2 separate regions of the Homo sapiens genome follow, and region 2 is linked to region 1. Evidence: chromatin loops called from intact Hi-C (ENCODE). Cell type or tissue: dorsolateral prefrontal cortex. All regions are shown on one strand. Each heading gives the region's core, and the rest is flanking DNA. Links, peaks and the distances in the headings are about the cores only. Region 1 overlaps ZSWIM6 (zinc finger SWIM-type containing 6). Region 2 has its middle 21 kb from the start of LINC03122.

Region 1 (9,483 bases), core at 870-8,869:
CTCTTGTCACCATCCTCATTGACCCCACTGGGTCCAAGCACCATCGTTTTTTGCCTGGATTACTGTTAATAGCCTCTCATCTCTCGGCTTCTCCCTGGCTGTGCTAACCACGCAGCAGCCAGCGAATGTCTTCTCATCTCACTTAAAAGTCAGATCATATGATTCTTCTCTACTTTGGATCCTTAAAAAAAAAAAAAAAACCAGGCTGGGCGCTGTGGCTCACGCCTGTAATCCCAGCACTTTGGGAGGCCGTAGTGGGAGGATTGCCTGAAGTCAGGAGTTTGAGACCAGCCTGGCCAACATGGTGAAACCCGTCTCTACTAAAAATACAAAAAAATGAGCTGGGCGTGGTGGCGGGTACCTGTAATCCCAGCTACTCAGGAGGATGAGGAAGGTTGCACTCTAGCCTGGGCGACAAGAGTGAAACTACCTCTCAAAAACAAACAAACTAACTAACAAAACCAAAAAAAACACAGAGCAAAAATCTTTACCATGACTTACAAGCCAGGAGCTGCAACTTAACTCTCCTGCTCTTTAGCCCCACCTCACCACCTCCCACCCCATTCTGCCCCAGCCACAGTTCCTTTGCTGGCTGTTCTGACTAGGCTGGCACATTTCCACACCTCCTCCTCGGGGTCTTAGCGCTTGCTGTTCCTTCCACCTCAAACATACATCTGCCCAGGCACTCACAGGGCCAGCTCCCTCACTTCCCTCAGGCATCCGTGGGGACGTCACATCAGCAAGGTCTTCCAGAATCATTCCACCTCAAATCACACCCTTTCCCCCTGCCTTTCTCTACAACACATATCACCAGTTAATACATTTAATACATTTTTATATGTCTCCCTCCCACTAGAATTTATGCTCCGTAAGAATAGGCATTTTGCTTTCTGCATTGTCTTTTTAGCGTTAGAACCATGCCTATTGCAGGATAGGCTCATAGAAAAATGTTCACTGAAGAATACAATACATTTCTTCTTTGCTCAAGCTAGATTGAACTGGTCCACTTACCAACTGGTGTTAACAGTTCTTAAATTTTACCTCAGAGAACACACACTGGGGCCTGTTGGGGGAAGGGGGTGCTGGGGAGAGAGAGAGCATCAGGACAAACAGCTAATGCATCCAGGGCTTAATACCTAGATGACAAGTTGATGGGTGCAGCAAACCACCATGGCATACATTTACCTATGTAACAAACCTGCCCATCCTGCACATGTATCCTGGAACATAAAATAAAATAAAAATTAAATAAAAATTTTACCTCAGTCACACATTTATTAAAATGTATCAGGTTACTTAATTTTTTCCCTGCATTTTCCCGTCTTCTCACTGACCATCTAATTTCTGAACCAGCTGCAATTTAACAACTTTTTCAGCAATTTAGAAAAAGTTCAGTTCTCCTTTGCTACTACACTGCACTACTATAATATTGTGACTATAGTGACTTCAGTTAATTTTTATTCAACTGACTTATTAATATTTGAAAGTTATGAAACATTCATTTTCTCCCTGAAAGTATAGCCCCTATTCTCAAATGAAATCACAAATCAAGAGCCGAGAAATGCAGAATTCCAGTCCAGGCCCCAATTAGGAACACATTCTCTTGCCTTTGAATTAACCAAGCTTGTCACTTCTATTTCTCATTTCTGCTATTCCAATTTTAACAGTCTCAGAAGTCTTTCTAGCACTAGCCCATTGGAAGGTAAGAAAACATGTACAAATCACATCAGTTTTGTCTACTTGACCATAGTCGTAAAAATGGAGTTGAAGGCATGGTGGGTCAGAAACGTTGGCTAAAACGGGGGTGGGCAAGTCGTGTCATCCTTGGTCTCCATCTGTATTCTAAAAGCTCATGAGAGTTTAAGATCTCTCTGCAAAAATGGCCAGTTAACACAGAACAATTTCCATCAGGGGACATCTCAAAGTCTTAACTATTAGAAGTCACCTTTCTTCTTTCTTTGATGCCATCTTTCCTAACCGTATCACAGTCTACTTCATTATGAAATGTCCCAGCGTTTCAGTAGACCCACATAAACTGTATTTGCCCTCAGGCAATGTCAACTTCCAAAAAAGTAAGAATAAACTTACAAAAAAGAATCAACCTTCAAATCACTTCATGGTTTTTATTTTTATTTCTACTTAGCATTAATGGGATTTTAAATGTCACCATGGACTCATTTACTTTAACTTCCACCTATCGACTTAACCTCTTGACATTTGGAATCCACTGTTAAGACTATATGTCAAATAAAAACTTAAAACATTTCAAAGGAGTAAGTATTCTGAAAATTGTGAATTTAAAAGAAGTATTTGTCAATCCCACTTCTGGATATATAGCCACAAGAATTGAAAGCAGGGCCTCAAAGAGGTATTTCCACCCTCAAGTTCACAGCAGCATTATTCACAATAGCCAGAAGTGGGAGGAATCCAAATGTCCACTGATGGATGAATAAACTAGATGTGATATAGACACACATGAATGAAAAACTATGCAGCCATAAAGAAGGAAATCCCCTCACATACTACAACATGGATGAGCCTGTAGGACAAAAGTAAAATAAACATTGCAAAAAGACAAATACTTTGTGATTCCACTTACATGAGGTGCCTAAAATATCACAGACAATATCGTAACAGTAGAAAGCAAGAGTGCTGTGGCTAGCAGGGGCTGGAGGGAGGAGAAAAAGGGCAGTCACATAATGGGCATATAGAGTTCAGTTCTGCAAGATGAGAAAATTCTGGAGATCTGTTTTACAACTTTGTAAATATTTTTAACACTGCTGAACTGTACACTTCAAAATGCCTAAGATGGTAAATTATGTGATGTTGTTTTTAACCACATACACGCAAAAACTATTTGCATCATTTTGGGTACAGATCCTTGATGGAAATACTGGATACAAGTGACTATGGTGTGCATGTAGCATCTGCCCTTTATAATGTAACTTCCTTTTAAACCACACACACAAGAAAATCTCACAAACTCAGCCTTTATTAAATATATTAAGTACTGAGCATCCTAAATTATAGCTTATTAGAGGAACGACCAAGGGTTCAGACAGAAAACAGACTATTCTGTTTCATATTTTATCTTTGTGATTATTTGGCTTATGTCTGCCTTCTCCATTAAGCAGACAGTGAGGTCCAGGGTCTGATTTTGTTCACCATTACATTTCCAGGGCCTAGCACAGTGCCTGGAAAATAGCACATAAACGTTTACTGGATGAGTCAATATAGTATTAGACACTTGGAGGCGTAGTACTACCCAAGTCTATAATCACCAAATTCAGGTGCAATAAGAGATATACCATAAAGGAGGCAGAATCAACTTTCAAAAAACTAATTTTAATCAAAACAAAAATTGTTGATCATTAACAAGTTTATAAAACAGTGATTTAGTTACATAAATAAATTGATATCAGTGTATCAAATCTTAATTACTTTCAACTTCATGAGCATGTTTACATGGGTGATGAATTACAACCTTTTTTTTTCTTTTTACCTATTATAATAAATAAAATGGAGCGCATGAAATAGTTCTTCTAAACAAAAATACCTACAAACATACCTCTAAGCATGTTCTCTAGTGAAGGGAACAAGAGACACTGGACAACTTTTGCACCAAAACATAAAAATTGCTTTAAAAAGCACAAGGTTACAGAACCATCAGCTAAAGTAAAGACACTATACTGTAACCAAAGTTGGTATTTAATAATATAATGAACAGTTTGGTAGTTAGATCTCCAGTTTGGTTATTTTAAAGCATTAAGACAAGGCAAGATAGAAGGCTGCTTTTGTTTGAGTAATTTCTAGAGAAAATAAAATATATTAAAAAAAAAGAAAACTGAAAAGTAGAACAGTCATACCTACACAACTTTCTGTCCTGCACAAAGTCAAAATACCTATGCAGAATAGATATATAATATATATAATGTTATTTGTGCACAAAGGTTAGCTTATTATTAGCTCACTGCAAAGGCGTAATGTATCATTATGTCAATTGTTTTGGAAAACATTTTGTGTTTTGTGTCAAAAGGATATTTCTTTTAAGTTTCCTAGGCTAGGAGGCACGAACCCCAATTCCGGCATATTGTATATTCTTAATGCTAAGGCTTGCTGCTCTGGCTGTGTATTTTGTTGTCCCTCTTTATTCTAGTGCCTGTTATAAGCATGTGTGGTGTAGTGGTGGTTGTTGGTGGTGTGTGTGTGTGTCTGTGTGTATACATATATATATGTATACATAAGTTGTATAAATATATATACATATATAATTTCTCCCAATAGATCTCAGTCCAACCATGCAATCCAAAAGGTGGCTCTGCATAGATGCCCAGCATGAAGTTCACCACCTGAGCCAACCCTGAAGCAAGGCGTACTTTTAGTCCTTCTGATAGGTTTTCTCTCAGTTTTTTTTTTGTTTTTGTTTAAAACCAAGCTACTGCAGCTTCAAGTATTTTGCATTACATAGAATATTTTTTATAAATTAGTTAATGTTATATTTTCAATATTCAGACATATACTATAATATATATACAGTACAATAAATGCTCTCATTCTTTTTTTAATTTTTTTGGATAAATCCCTGAGAATGTATGTTGACAGTCGCTAAGTTTCCACATGCACAAGCATCGTGTGCCATGCTTCTGGACGAACAGCACTGCAAAGCCACATGGGTCAGCCTTTTTACTATTAGTATTTCATTTTGTTGGTTTGTTTAAATATGCTGAAAATGTAAAGATGAGTTACAAAGGAGTAAAGCTGAATCCATTCGAGGTACTTATCACAGGATGGAGGTGTTTTGTTTGGTTTTTAAAGCCATTTCAATTATTTTTTTTGAGGCTGTGAACGTATACAGAAAACAGGAGAGCTATGTGGACTTTTGCCACTTGACAACATATACTCAGTGTAAACCAAACCTTTTTAACCTCTCTCTCATACAAAACCAGAAAAAAAAAATTAAAAAAAATAATAAAATAAAGGAAAGAAAGAAATAGGGAAAAAATAAAAAACACACAAACTTTCACAACATGACAATTTAGTCTGCAAACGCAATATAACTATACACATATAATACCGGTGTGGCTCTGTTCTTTAAGTTAAAAAGGGTACAAAGGCAGGCTCAAGTAAAAACAAACCATCCCTCCCATCCCCACCCCCCACCCCATTCATACAAGATCTATCAACCAAACCTCTCCCGAACCAACATCATCAGTTTCTTTTTGCCTTTGTAGATTTGTTTCAGGTTGTCAATAAACTGTGTAAACTGAATGTGTCCATCATGCGCCATTAAGAAGGTCTCTCGGGCTTTGCTGAGGAACTCTATAAACTCACTATAGTGCCGAGGACTGATGTGTGTGAGCCGTGAGTGCGTTGTGTTGATGTAGGCCCCGATCGTGGCATCCAAGAGTTGCCTCAAGGGGGCTTTGTCCAGTGACATGAGCTTACCAGAGTTCCTCCTCCCATGAAGTCCCACCATGCCAGGAGTGGTCAGAGTGCATCTGCGCAAAATGTCTGACAGTACCGTTGCACACTTGACACTCTTGACCACCAGAGGTATTATAGCTGCAAGCTCATTTTTACCAAGGGAGTGGCTAAGCGCACAGGCCCACAAAACATCATTAATGGCAGGGTGTGTGTCCTGATTGTAGCTCAGGTTGAGATGGGTCATGGCCAGGGTGGCCAGCTTGTAGGCCCTCATGGGGTACCCGCGGTGCTCCATGTACCGTGCTATTGTAAAGAGCTGTGTATAGCTCATGCCAGTCGTAGCAGCGTCGAGAACAATTTGGTACGCCGTCTCAAAAGCTATGTGATCCTTTTCACAAAGGGTTAGCGCAGAGAGGGCACAGTTCTGTGGATCCTTCATGGCACACTGCAGTGCAAGTGTCCGGGCGCTGCTGGCCAGCTTTTCCTGCTGGTGGCAGTCCAGGTGGAGGCGGACGATGGTGCTGTTGGACATCACGGTAGTTGCAACTATACTTGTGGCCTCGGTGGGAGTAAAGAGTGTAAACCAGGTCTGCATGATGCTGTCCAGGGCATAAACCCCTGCAAGGAACACAAACAGGCTCTATTACTGACGAGGAGGCTGCCCAGAGGTCCTGCCTTATTTTGACTTTTACAACCAGTGTTTACATTGTTAACCATCATAGGACATGAGCTAGGCTAGAAAATCCTGTAAAGTAATGTGCCTGTGAGAAACCTTTAAGAATAAGGTCATTATGAATTGTTATTCAGTGAAATGCCTGAAAGGAACATGAACTTGCTATAATAAAGAACCAATCCTCTTGGTAGCTGGTATTTGTACTGTGCTGCTTGCCATTTCAGACAATGGCTTTTTGCTAATGAGTTCTACTTCACTGGGGCTTCCTGTCAGAATTTGAGGCTCAAAAATTGCAACCTCACCAAAACAGGGACTTTACATGGCTTATGTGCTTGTGTGTAAGGTAAAAGTACACATAATACAAAAGTTTAAAACACACAAAGAAGCTGGAAAATGTGGCCCATAATCAAGAGAACAAAGTCAATAGAAGCAGACCTACAGATGAATCAAACGTTGGAAATGGCTGACCATGTCTTTAAAATAATCACTTTACGTTCACAGACCCAATATCCCTCACTTGTAGGAAAATCCTAAAAGTGAATGATTTGAAGAGAAGGTACTAGGTCTCAGAGAGAAATCAGGTTTATATGTTGGGGCAGGGGCAAAGAAGTTGTGTGGCAGTTCTTAAATTAGTATTATTTTTGTTTTGCTTCACTAAAGCATGACTTTAATGATGTAAAGATAATCTTTATATTGAGACCAGCTTCCCTTTTTCCAAAATAAAAAAACCATTATACGTTAGTGAAAGAAAAATAATAATTTTATAGTATATGCTGTGTCATATCTAAACACTGGGATGGCAGTGTTTTCTCAGCATGAAGTATGTATCCCTTTCTGATGCAAATATGAAAAAAGAACGTTTAACCACTATTTATTTTAAATAGCAACCATTTGTTTCTGTTGGCATTCTTGCTGGGAATGTACAGTTTTCTTCTGAACTGATCTACTGCTGCAGTGGAGAAATAGTTAGCTGAAGGGCCTCACAAAATGGCAGCTTATGGGCAGCCAGGAAATCTTCTTATGGCCAGCTACAATTGCTCACACATCTGGAGGATCACCTAAACCACACCCAGTGGTCATCACTTCTCTGCTGGATACCATGATGTATGCCTTCAGATGATAAAGAAGAAAAACAGTGCAACTAGGTAACTTTATATATATGAACTGAATAAAAACAGTTTACTCACTGACTTATACCATTTTAAATAAGAAGCTGGAGCTTCACAAATGTGACCATTTCAAGTTGAATAATACAAGTATGTATAACTGAAGGTTAGGGGTAAGGGGTCAGGGAGAAGGAAGCCCTTGTGGACTGCTAGAAGGAGCCTTGGAGAAGTCAACATAAAAGAGTGAATATGTTCACATGTCTGTAACTGACAAGTTAAATCCTACCATGAGGCACCTAGGAAAGCTTCTGTTCCAGAGTTTACCTACCGACTTCAGTAGCACACGTTACCAGCCACCTCACCATCTCCCGCCGTCGCCAATTTAAGGTTGACAGTGTCATTCGCATAACCTATAAAAACAGGGTAACAAAATGTTTTAGAAAATTATCCTGAGTCAATGAAAAAAAAGGGGGGGGATAAACTATAAGGCATATAAGGCATACCTACTGTCTACCACCAGGAAGATGAAAGCATAATTTAGAGCAAAGCTCTACATATGAATTTGGATTTGTCCATGGCTACCCCAGGTGGCCTTGCCACAGCCACATTCTCCTCCTGGCAAGAGGCCCATATTCTCCTCCTGGTGGGCCCACTGACTAGATGTGGTATCTGAACCAGTTACTCTATCTTTTCTCATCTGCAAAATCAGAGGGCTGGACTGGAGCATTAAACACAGCCCATGCCCTTTTTCCCTCCCCAGATTTAACATTCCATAGTTCAATTTCTGAGGCTCCTGTGAATTCATTCTAACCAGGAACTCTCAGTGGGGAAAGAGGTATTTTAAAATAATCATTTTAGTTATTCCTTCAATCTCTGATTGCTCTTTTCTGGTGACCATGAAGGTAACTCCAGGTTTATGGGGGAAAAAATCATCCTTGATATCATTAGTGATCTGATTTTGTTTTTCACTTTCTAACAAGAAGTCCCTAAATAAACATATCTCCCTCTTCATAATTCCCCCATTCTTTAAAGATTCAAAATATCCAGGGACGGTCAGGTGCGGTGGCTCATGCCTGTAATCCTGGCAATTTGGGAGGCTGAGGCGGAATGGATCACGAGGTCAGGAGTTTGAGACCAGCCTGGCCAATATGGTGAAACCCCGTCTCTATTAAAAACATAAAAATTAGCCAGGTGTGGTGGCGTGCGCCTGTAGTCCCAGCTACTCAGGGGGCTGAAGTAGAAGAATTGCTTGAACCCAGGAGGCAGAGGTTGCAGTGAGCTGAGATTGTACCCCTGCACTCCAGCCTGGGTGACAGAGTGAGACTCCATCTGAAAAAACAAAACAACAACAACAACAAAAAAAAAAAAAAAAAAAAACCCACAAAATATCCAGGGACATCATATCCCCAGAGGCCCTGTGGGATTCCTTTTTAGGTTCTAGAAATACTCACAAAGGGCCTGTGAGATTCCTTCTTAGGTTCTAGAAAGAATGAGTCAAGGAATAAGCTCTCGTGCATATCCTATTTACCATGAATTCCAAATAACAAGAGAGCTCATGTTAATGGTTCTTTCTGCATCACATCTTTAAGATGAGGCAAATGGTGACAAAAATTAGCCAAATAACAAGAATTAAAAAAAAACAAAAAACTTCTGAACCATCACTATATAGCTTAAAAGCAATCTTCTATACCCTTTGCTTGTACAGTATTCTATGTTACCATGGTAGGTACATTTTCCTGTGATCCTATTATTTAAACATTATTAGTCACTGTAAGGGAGAATCCACAACTAAAACACCAGATTAATTATCCAATCAGGGGATTATACTCCCCATTCTTTAGGTAACTGGGGTATAACAATTTTGTTCACTGCTTTTTAATGGGAAGAAAGCAAATGTTAATAGAGATTCCATGAGAAAAATGAAACAAACTTTTTAGTTCTTGGTTTATCCAGTGATCTGTTCAGAAACTATAAGGAAGCAAACATCTATCTGCATGACGAACTCAAAATGTCCTTGGTATTCTGTTCTGCTGAAATCTAAAACTGGACTCTGGCCCGATCACTCCTCCTTTACCTATTTTTCTCAGAGTTATTAAAAGGAGCTAGAACTGCCCATCTATTATGAAAATGCAAACATCAATAAAAATTTATACTTCCTCTAAAAATTTAACCCTAACAACTGAATCTTCATTATACATGCTAGCTTTATTTAAGTCTCTTATTAGCAATAATTCTTCTCCCTTCATTCAAAGGAGAAACAGTGTCGTTAAGGCTGCAATT
Region 2 (9,483 bases), core at 802-8,801, 72 kb before region 1:
ATATCTGCCCTTCCAGGCCTCAGCTGCCAGGAGGTGGGAAGGCACAGAGCTCCCGTATGGCACTGGCCCATGAGCACCCAGTGATCTGGAGGGCAGGTGTGGCAAGGATGGCCCCAGGGAGCCAGCTCTGCATCTGGCAGCAGTGTCTCTGGGCCAGGCCAGGACAACAACCTCGATTGTCCCTCTCAACAGTAGCCTTGCTGATCCCGGAGAAAAGAAAGCCATGGGGCCATTTGGACCAAGCCTCTGCAGGAAGAATGCTGCCCTTTCTCTGTAGCGCTGGATCCGATAGTCATGGAATCAACAGCTCAGAAGCTGGCAGCCCCCTCGGAGGCCTGGGCACCCTCCCCCATGGTCACATGGCCCAAGACACTCTGTTCTTTGTGACAGCCACTTGGCAGGGTGGGCCGAGGACCTCTGTAGACAAAGATGCTTCAGGTGCCCCTGAACCCCCTGGAAATTGATGAACGATCTCCTTTTATCTGTGCCCCAGCATGCCCAGCTCACCTGGCCCCCAGGCTCCCCACGGCCTGATGCTTGACTGTTATTCACAGTAGAAACAGAGACAGCATCAGATTCAGGGAGCAGAAGGGCAACACAAACACCTCCAGGGCTTTTGCCTCATGTGGCTAACGTCAGAGACGTTTTATGAAAACAAGATTGGAGGTCACATTGCTTCTTGGATAAAAGGAACTTTGCTTCAAAGAAATTTACTTGGTAAACAAAGCTAGGAAAATTGCCAGAATATCACCAGGCACAGCTGGCCACCTTTCAGCTGCCCAGTGTTTCCAGAGCAGGGATCTGGAGACCCAATCACTGAACCCCTGGAACCCTCAGTTTCCCCCTCTGTAAGAACACAAAGACAAGACTAAATGAATCTCAAAGCTCTTTCCAGCTCTACACTCAGTTCAGATTTAGGAACATCCCGTCTCTTGGCACCTACTAAGGAGAAGTTAGCCAAGAAGGAAAAGGGGACAGAGCATAATTCTGCAGCCGGCCTGCCCAAGTTTGAATCCTAGCTCTACTGTTTACCACCTGTGTGACACTGGGCAAGTAATTTAATCTCTCTGTGCCTCAGTTTCCTCATCTGAAAAGTGGGGATAGCTTTAGTACCTGGTTCATAGAGTTGTCATGAGGATCAAACAAAATAACATAGGTAAAGCATTTAGAGCTCACCTAGGGTAGAGTAGGCACACAATTAGCATTTGCTATTTTCCTTACTCTTTTTATTTATACAGAAAGCCATCTGAGTCCTTTCCTGTCACTAGTTCAGCCTTGCTAAAAGCTTTTGACAAGCAGGTTCTCAGGGCAGGGAATGGTATTTTTCTGGGGGAACTGAAGTCATGCCAACCTTACACTCCCTTCTCAGCTAGCATTCCCCTGTGCTGGCAAGGAGGGTTGGCGAGGAGTATGCAGTTCCTTACAAAATTATGCAGGACACGATGTCTACCAAATTAGAAAGAGCAGGGAAACACAGACGAGGGCCTGTCTACAGCCTCCTTGCAAGCCATTGGGAAGGCTTGCGACCAGGTTCTGAGCCTGTGGGAGACTCCTCCACTCACCCACTGTGCCCCCCAGCTCCTATCCAAAGCACCTCCTCTCCTCTAATCCCAGGTCTGGCTCAAGGCACTCACTGCCAGGGAGACATCTCATATCATTTCTTGGAACCCAGAAGCCACAGGCACGGCAGCCAAAGTGCTGGGCAGGAACTGAAGCTGGGTGTATGCTGAGGAATCACTGTCCCCATGGACCAAGTATGTGGGCACAGCAGGCAGGGCACGTCTATAGCCTGCCACGGTAACTCCCAGACAGCAGACCTTAGAAACCCAATCCAGGCAGGGCCCAAGAGTCCCTTCCTGCCAGCCGATGGCTAGACACCCCATTAACAAATACATGCTGGGCTGAGTGCTGGCTATGTCCACACCCCTCTCTACATCCCCCGGCACCTTCCTCGCCTGCTCTCCCTTTGTAGAAAGTACCCAGGGGCTCCCTTGCCCTCTGGCTTCTGGTTGGGTTTGGCCAAGAGAAGGCAGTAATAAGAGAAAGGAGGGCAAAAGGACAGTGAAGTCAGGTTCCCTATTTCCCCCAGAAGCCTTTTCTTCAGGCTCAGCTCCCTCCCCTTGACTCCTGGGCCTGGGAGTAACTGAGGCCTCTTCCTGTCACCCGCCCCTGTTGTTTGCCCTTGACCCTGCCCATGCCTCTGTTAGGAGGCCTAACTCTCCCCAGCTGCCCCGTGGAGCATGCCGTCTGCTTCCTGTGGGACCCTTAGATCAGCCAAGTGTTGAGCTAAGAGCTCATCCCTCCATCAGCTTTGCATCTTCTTTTTCTTTTTCATATTTGTACCACAAAAGGATACATATAACATACATGTAAGATATGAAACCAGGACCCAAGTTAAAAATATAGAAAAGTTACAGGCTTCCCTGTATGTTCTGTCATACACATGCACACACATCTTAATAACTTTGAAGCAGTCTGTGTGTTTCATGGCCAATGCTCATCACCAGAGACACACATGTGGGTGTGCACACACATACACACACAGGCACAATTCACCACAGCAAAAGGCTAGGAATAAAATAATAACCTTCCTTTTCTACTTGTCAGCCCAGAGCTCACAACTCAGCTGGCCCAAGACACCATGTGAACCTGATAGCCACACAAAGTTAGACCCCCAATGAGTAGAACACTGGAGAGAGGGAACATTAGAGTAATTCTCATCAGCCCTTCTGTTTTCTAATGGGGAACTAGGACAGAATGCCACACACCCAGGACTTCGGGGCAGCTTTTCTTCTGTCCTGCTGCGATAATCATTACTGTACACAGCCCAGCAATTTGGCGCCTCAGCAACCAGACTCCTGGTAGGTGCCTGGGCTTGACCATTACAGGGGGATATTATGATCATGATTACAGGATGACTGAGCCGTCCAGCAAAGTGACCAGTAATTTGCAATCTAATGGCCATTCAGTGGTGGGTAATATTATGGACCTTACCCTGCAATTGTAAAACAACCAGCCCTCTCTAATGTAGCATTTTTCCCATCAAAAGCCCAGCCTTTGCTTTTGATTTCTGTTAATCAGTGGCTGTGGCAGCTTTGGCTTTAGATTTGGAAAAGCTAAACAAGGGAGCATGAAATGATACACTTCTCTTTAGAGCCCCTGAATGGGAAGTTTAGGCAGTTCTGTCAAGTGGAGGAAAAAAATAAGTGAAAGAAGCATCTGGAAGGCAATTTCATTTCTTAAAAGAGCAACCCCAAAACCTTTGTAGAATGTAGCAAGAGTTGCCTGGGAATCTGGGAGACCAACAAAGCCAGGCATGACAAAGAAGATAGGTGTGTACACAGGTCCAGTTGGGTCTAATTGGGTGCACACCACAGCCCATGCTCACTGTGTGCATGCTCACACATGTATCTGCATGCATGCACATGTATACACAGAAGAATACAACTTCCTCTAACCACAGGGTTGCCTGCTGGGAGACTCCCAGGTTAGGCTTTGAGGGTCTCTCCTGTATGCTGTTCACAATTCTACCACTGGGAACAGCTCAGTTCCATCTTCCCTGAAGTCAGTGGGCGTGGGTCAGGAGAAAAGACTGAATTGGAGGTAGATGGATCAGGCCAAGAGGAACAATGGACAAGATGAGATTGTTGTCATTCCTGGACTCCATAGAGTCTAGATTTGGCGTGTCCACCTGCAATAAGTTCAGAGGGGGCTTTTAACAATGGAATTGGAAGGTAAAGAGAGATAATTGGCAAATAGCTAAAGAGGAAGATGACCAAGCCAAAAAAAAAAGAAAAAAACCAGTTCACACTATCAAGCAAGAAAACAGATACACTAGAAATAATGGTAAACATTGGGTTGACTCCTCCAATCCATTCTACCACAGATGTTTAATCTAAGCCAATCAAGCAATCCCAACGGACATGTGACTGAACCAGAGCCTATGAGACGTGAAAGGAAATTTCCTCCCTCTTAAGAGAAAGCCAGAGAAAGGGACAGTCTCTCTTCTTCCTTTGGATATCATCACATCCACAAGTGATGCCTGGAACAGCAACAACTATCTTGCTACCACCCAGATGAAGAAGTTAATATCAAAGATGGCAGAGGGACGAAGCACAAAGAATATGGGTCTTTCATTATGTCATTACTCTAACAAGCAGCCAAGCCTGGTATCTATCCAACTGGATCTTCAAGTTATGTAAGATCATATGTATTCTTTATTAGAACCAATATCAGTGAGGTTCTCTATTAATTGCAGCTTAGAGCACATTAATTGAGATCAGAGCCAAAGCCAGGAGGAAAGGCCAGAGCGGACCCCCAGCCAGACTCAGTGCTGATCTAGTGAGAGCTACTCACCCACTCCTCTAAGCCCAGGATCAGCCCCAGAGCAGCCTGGAGCTAGCTGAGTGTACAGGCATGGAGTTCCCAGCTCAGCTGCCACTCAGGGGTTTGAGAGGGCAGAGAGCCAGCCAGCCCATGATAAAAATCTATTCAAGGGCTACAGAACACAAATGTCCTGGCCAGTTGGGCACTCCCCCTTTCCTCTAGAGGCCTCCCCTCAGCCTCTTTCTCAGCCAGGGCCCACAGCTGCCAAACGTAGAGGCTGACTCCTGTGCTCCATGGAGCCCCTCTTGGAACGCTATATCCCCTGGATAGCTGGGGCTTTGGGGCACTTGTTCCTTTGCAAAAACTCCTCATTCCAGAGTAGTGAAAATGCACATTTATTTTTATTTTCATTTATTTATTTATTTTTGAAACGGAGTCTCACTCTGTCACCCAGGCTGGAGTGCAGCGGCACAATCTCGGTTCATGCAACCTCCACCTCCCAGGTTCAAGCTATTCTCCTGCCTCAGTCTCCAGAGTAGCCGGGATTACAGGCCGTGCCATCACACCCAGCTAATTTTTTCTATTTTTAGTAGAGACAGGGTTTCATCATGTTGGCCAGGCTTGTCTCAAACTCCTGACCTCAAGTGATTCACCCACCTCGTCCTCCGAAAGTGCTGGGATTACAGGTGTGAGCCACCGCACCCGGCCAGAAATGCACATTTGAAGGCATCTTCCCTCACATTCTCTGTTTGGCATACTGGGGATGGCAAAAAGGTTGAATTGAGTATGTTTCTAGTAGAAGTCAGTATTTCTGACTTTCAGCTTCAACGTTTCCTGAGTTCTTATGCTATTTGTGACTAATAGTCTTCCAATGAGAAGGGCAGTCCAAGGATCATCAGTGTTGACTTAATTACCCTTCAGAGATGCACAGGATACCAAGAGCAGAAAAATCTCAAAAAAACACAACTCTTTATTTTATAGATGGATAAACACGGAGGTCTAGAGAGATGAGAGAGGTGGTCATGATGGCACATACTCAGCGATTGATTGTTATTTCTGTCATCATCTATGACACAAAGTCAAGGTAGGGGTGCCCAGAACATGGTGGCTAATGTTTCCAAATTAATAGTGCCACTTCACAGAGCCCTCTGGGGACAAATCTACTTTTTCACCTAACCACTTTTTTTAGTCATAAATCATGAGCAACACTGCTGGTGCATCACACTGCTCCGTAGCGAACAGGAACAAATGCAAGTGCTTGTTACACATTTTCTAATTTCAGAAAAGGAAAAGGGGTTGTTGCCTGTGAGTATGGAGGTCAAGCTGCGTGCAAGCTGTGTTAGCAGGTAATGTGGGCACTGAGGGAGCCGGGGGCCATCCTGGTCTGCACGGACACACCTCCTCCAGAATAGGCTCTGGGAGCAGCCAGAGTCTCAGAGCTGACCCCATTCTGTCGTCTGCCTGCCCAGGAGGCGACCTATGGGCCATGGCCATGCCCACATCAGTGCTAGGCTGGGCCAGTCCCACAGAAGCCAGGGAAGCTATAGCCCACCTTGCCCCAAGAGAGGGGACACAAGACCTAGCACAATGGTTCCCAAAGCTGGCTGAACATTAGAGTCACTTGAGGGAACTTTTCCCTGGCCCCCCCACAGACCAATTCAATCAGAATCTCTGGGTGCGAGCTCAGCATCTGGACTTTTCCAGTTGGCCCCAGGTGATTCCAACATGGAGCTGGTAGACTGTAAATCCAGAGGTAAACAGTGTGGGATGGGACAACCCAGGCAGTGGCTTCCCAGGCTGAGGGGAAGGAAATACCTCTTTCTTGGGACTCTTTCTACTTGTAGTGAAGTGTTTCCTGGTCAAAGGCATCTTCGTGTGTGCTAGATATGGCATTGAATAGGCCCACTGCTGATCTGTTAATCACAGGTAAGAATTTGGCCCAGGCATGAGCACACTGCCTTACCAGGGGGCAGAGGGATGGGATAGAGTAGGATGGCAGCCCACAGCATAACTTCCTACCTCCTGGCCCATGAGATAGGGGAACATTTGGGCATTTGAGCTTCTTTATGCAGCATGGTGTCACAGGATGCCATGGGAGAGGGGTCCTCATTCCCACCTTCTCTGACTTTCTGGAGGAACTGATACAGAAGGCAGTGCTGTTTTTGGACTGACTGTTCTGAATCCTGAGATTTATAGCTGGAGATCTCTGAGAAGGGGCCAGTGGTTTCAGTACAGGACTCAGGATCAAGATCAACTGGCTGCTTAAGTGTCAGGGACATAATTTAAGATGCCAGTTTCCAAGCTTGTCTCCAGAGATTCTGATGCCAAAGGTGCAGCAAGCTGCATGTTTAAGAAGTTCTCCAAGTGACTTCCCAACCCCTGCCGCCAGCTGGTCCTCCCTCCACAAGAGAAGAACATTGAGATTCAAAGGTCCCAGTTGCTCAGCCTGGGAGGGCACAGCACAGCAGAGTTGAAAGACCACGGACCTAGTCCTTCCAACAGAATTGGAATAGCAGCTCTGCCACTCACTGGCTGGGAGACATTGGTGAGTCTCTTAACCCCTCTGACCCAGAAATTCCACTATTAGAAATTCCCCTGAGGCCATAGATTCCCAGTGGCATGGTTTATAATAGTAAAAAACGAACCAACCTAATTTTCCATCAACAAGAGACTAGTTGTATGAATTACGGTATAATTATGCTGCAGAAGACTGAAGATTCTAAAAGGAAAACAGCAAAACAGCAGCTGAGCTCTGCATGTGCTCCTGTAAGAAGTGGAAAAAGTGGCTGGGCACAGTGGCTCACGCCTATAATCCCAGCACTTTGGGAGGCCAAGGCAGGCAGATGGCTTCTGCTCATGAGCTCAAGACCAGCCTGGGCAACATGGCAAAACCCCATCTCTCTAAAAACCACAAAAATTAGCTGGGTGTGGTTGTGCATGCCTGTAGTCCCAGCTACTAGGGAGGCTGAGGTGGGAGGATCGCTTGAGCCTGGGAAGCAGAGGTTGCAGTGAGCAGAGAACAACTCTTGGCACCTTCAGCTTAGCCCCAGGACACAGTCTTAAAAGCAAACCTGATCTCTCTGCTCCCTTCCACCATCAGATCCCTTACCAGGGCCTTGAAAGTCATTCCCAACCCCTCCCTACCTCTTCAGCCTCATCTGTTACAACAGCTCATTCTCCAACCACAGAATTTTCAATTCTTAAAAGGCATCCGGTTTTCTCTCTTACTTCCAGATCTGCTGCTCTCTTCTTCCCCTCACCCCTATTCCTGGCCACAGCCACACACTCTTCATTTAGCTAAGGTGTCATCTCCTTCCCAACATTTCCCTGGTCCCCCACCCCAAGTCCAAGTGCCCCCTTTCTATCCCCTGGCCTCCCCCATCATAGCACGTTTCTTGCCTTAGTGTAATTGCACGATACCTTTCAGTGCACCTTAAGCTCTGGGAGAGGACAGACTCGACCCGTTTCACCCCTAGATCTCCAGGGCGCAGCAAGACCATGAAGCAGATGCTGAATAAATATTTGTCTAGTGAATAAACAATAGCGCTCATCACAATGTATTAAAGATTATCTGAGCTCATTGATGGTGAACTCTGTGTGTCAGGTGATGAGGACAGAAAGCTGAATTGGACAGTGTCTGGAACATAGGGAAAACCAAAAGAAAAAAATTGCCAAATGAGAGTACAGGAAGGCTGTCTTCCTCATGCTGAACACTTGACTACCCCAAGCTCTAAATATCACCAATGAGACACAGAACATCACACAGCAGTAATCAAAGCTGATGAAATGGGTTAGAGAAAACTGATGAGATTATTGTGGAGGTCAAAGAACTTCATGAATAATCCAATTCTCCCTCAGAAAAACATAGACCACTTTGAAAGTTAATACATTTTTTTAAGGTACAAGGAGTGTACCCTAAGAAAAATATTATTTGGAGAATACTAGGTATCTTTTGTGTCCATTATTAGTGTTGAGGACCAGTATTCCTCTTATACACTTAGACTGCATGCAAGAATATGAGCATTCTCTTCTTTTTCTTTAGTGCACTTATCATAATTTGCAAAAGTGTATTTGAGTGTTTGTTAAATACCCAGCACTGTCACTAGTCTTTAAAGCTGTGTAAGCAAGGGTAATGTCTGTTTTATATCCCCAGCACCCAGCACAGTGTTCTAGCACTTAGTAAGTGTTCAATAAATATTAACTGAATGAATGAATGAATGAATGAATGATCAAAAGAACACACAGAGAATACAGCATGGGAGCTCATTCATCCTTGGAAAAATAGTGAGCATTTGATAGGAAAAAAACCATCATGAAATCACTTTGAAATACAAGGCAAACAGGAAACAGGGATAAGCCAAGGTCACTAATGTGTCAGATTTTTTAAAAGAGAGAAAGAACCAAAAATATGGAACCAAAAAGAGAAATGCTATAACAGACCATTGACTGATAAATTCAGAGCATTGTTACACCACTGAGCTGTGAATAAAATCCTGCTTACCTAATGCATACAGAGAGTTTATGTATTGTTTGTGTTTTGCTTAGATGGCAACACCATGGCTGGCCCCATCAGCCTCCATGTTCAACTGTCCCAATCAACTGCCGGCTGTAATTAGGGAGTGCTGGGAAAAGGACGTTGGAGAAAAATCAGCTTGCATATTTTTTTCTTCCATTGTGGCTGACTCATTTGAATGATAATGTATTGCAGTCTGGGGTGTGACATTGACGGCACTGAATAATGAGGCAGCTCTGGACTCCAGTACCTGAGCGGCCAGCCGGTTAGTGGCCAGTGACAAAACAGTAGCAGTATCTTTGGGCGATAAAAAGATGATCTCCACGTGGCAGGAGACAGATGCTGGGAAATACCCCATTGTCAGCTCCATCAGGAGCTTCCATCACTGAAAGCTTCATTTATTTCATTCATAGTCATTTTTCCAGCTGCGAGACCTTGAAGGCATCTGGCTGGTGGCATCCTGAGGTGATAAAACACTGGGGTAGGCAACCAAGAGAGGTGCAGAATCCCTGTCCCCGGGGGATGCTTAACACCCACAGAGCCTGTTAGCTGTTTTCAAAAAACCAGGGGTGAACTTGGTTTGGCTCAGGGGACAGAACCAGATGACAGCTGGTGGGCCCTGCCAGTTTATAGGTTTTCAAATG

Evidence for each region. A loop is a pair of places that touch in the nucleus more often than their neighbours do. Peaks named below come from ENCODE experiments on the same cell type or tissue, not always from the same donor. Only the 100,000 strongest peaks of a DNase experiment are listed, where the experiment ranks them.
Region 2: it touches region 1 in a loop (1.8-fold over the local background); 2 of 110 quality-filtered maps call a loop at or near these places.

What each region holds. Positions count from the first base shown.
Region 1 is chr5:61,540,014-61,549,496 of GRCh38, reverse strand. ZSWIM6 (zinc finger SWIM-type containing 6) reads right to left here. Exons shown (of 14, transcript NM_020928.2): 13 at 7,532-7,613; 14 at 3,325-6,042. The coding sequence ends at 5,180. Among named protein-coding and RNA genes, the nearest start is that of LINC03122, 93 kb to the left of the region's middle. In dorsolateral prefrontal cortex, for the core only: no CTCF peak of the experiment used is centred there; no DNase peak of the experiment used is centred there.
Region 2 is chr5:61,612,233-61,621,715 of GRCh38, reverse strand. No RefSeq gene overlaps it. Among named protein-coding and RNA genes, the nearest start is that of LINC03122, 21 kb to the left of the region's middle. In dorsolateral prefrontal cortex, for the core only: no CTCF peak of the experiment used is centred there; DNase peaks (open chromatin) are centred at 1,675 and 4,458; H3K27ac peaks cover 6,187 bases.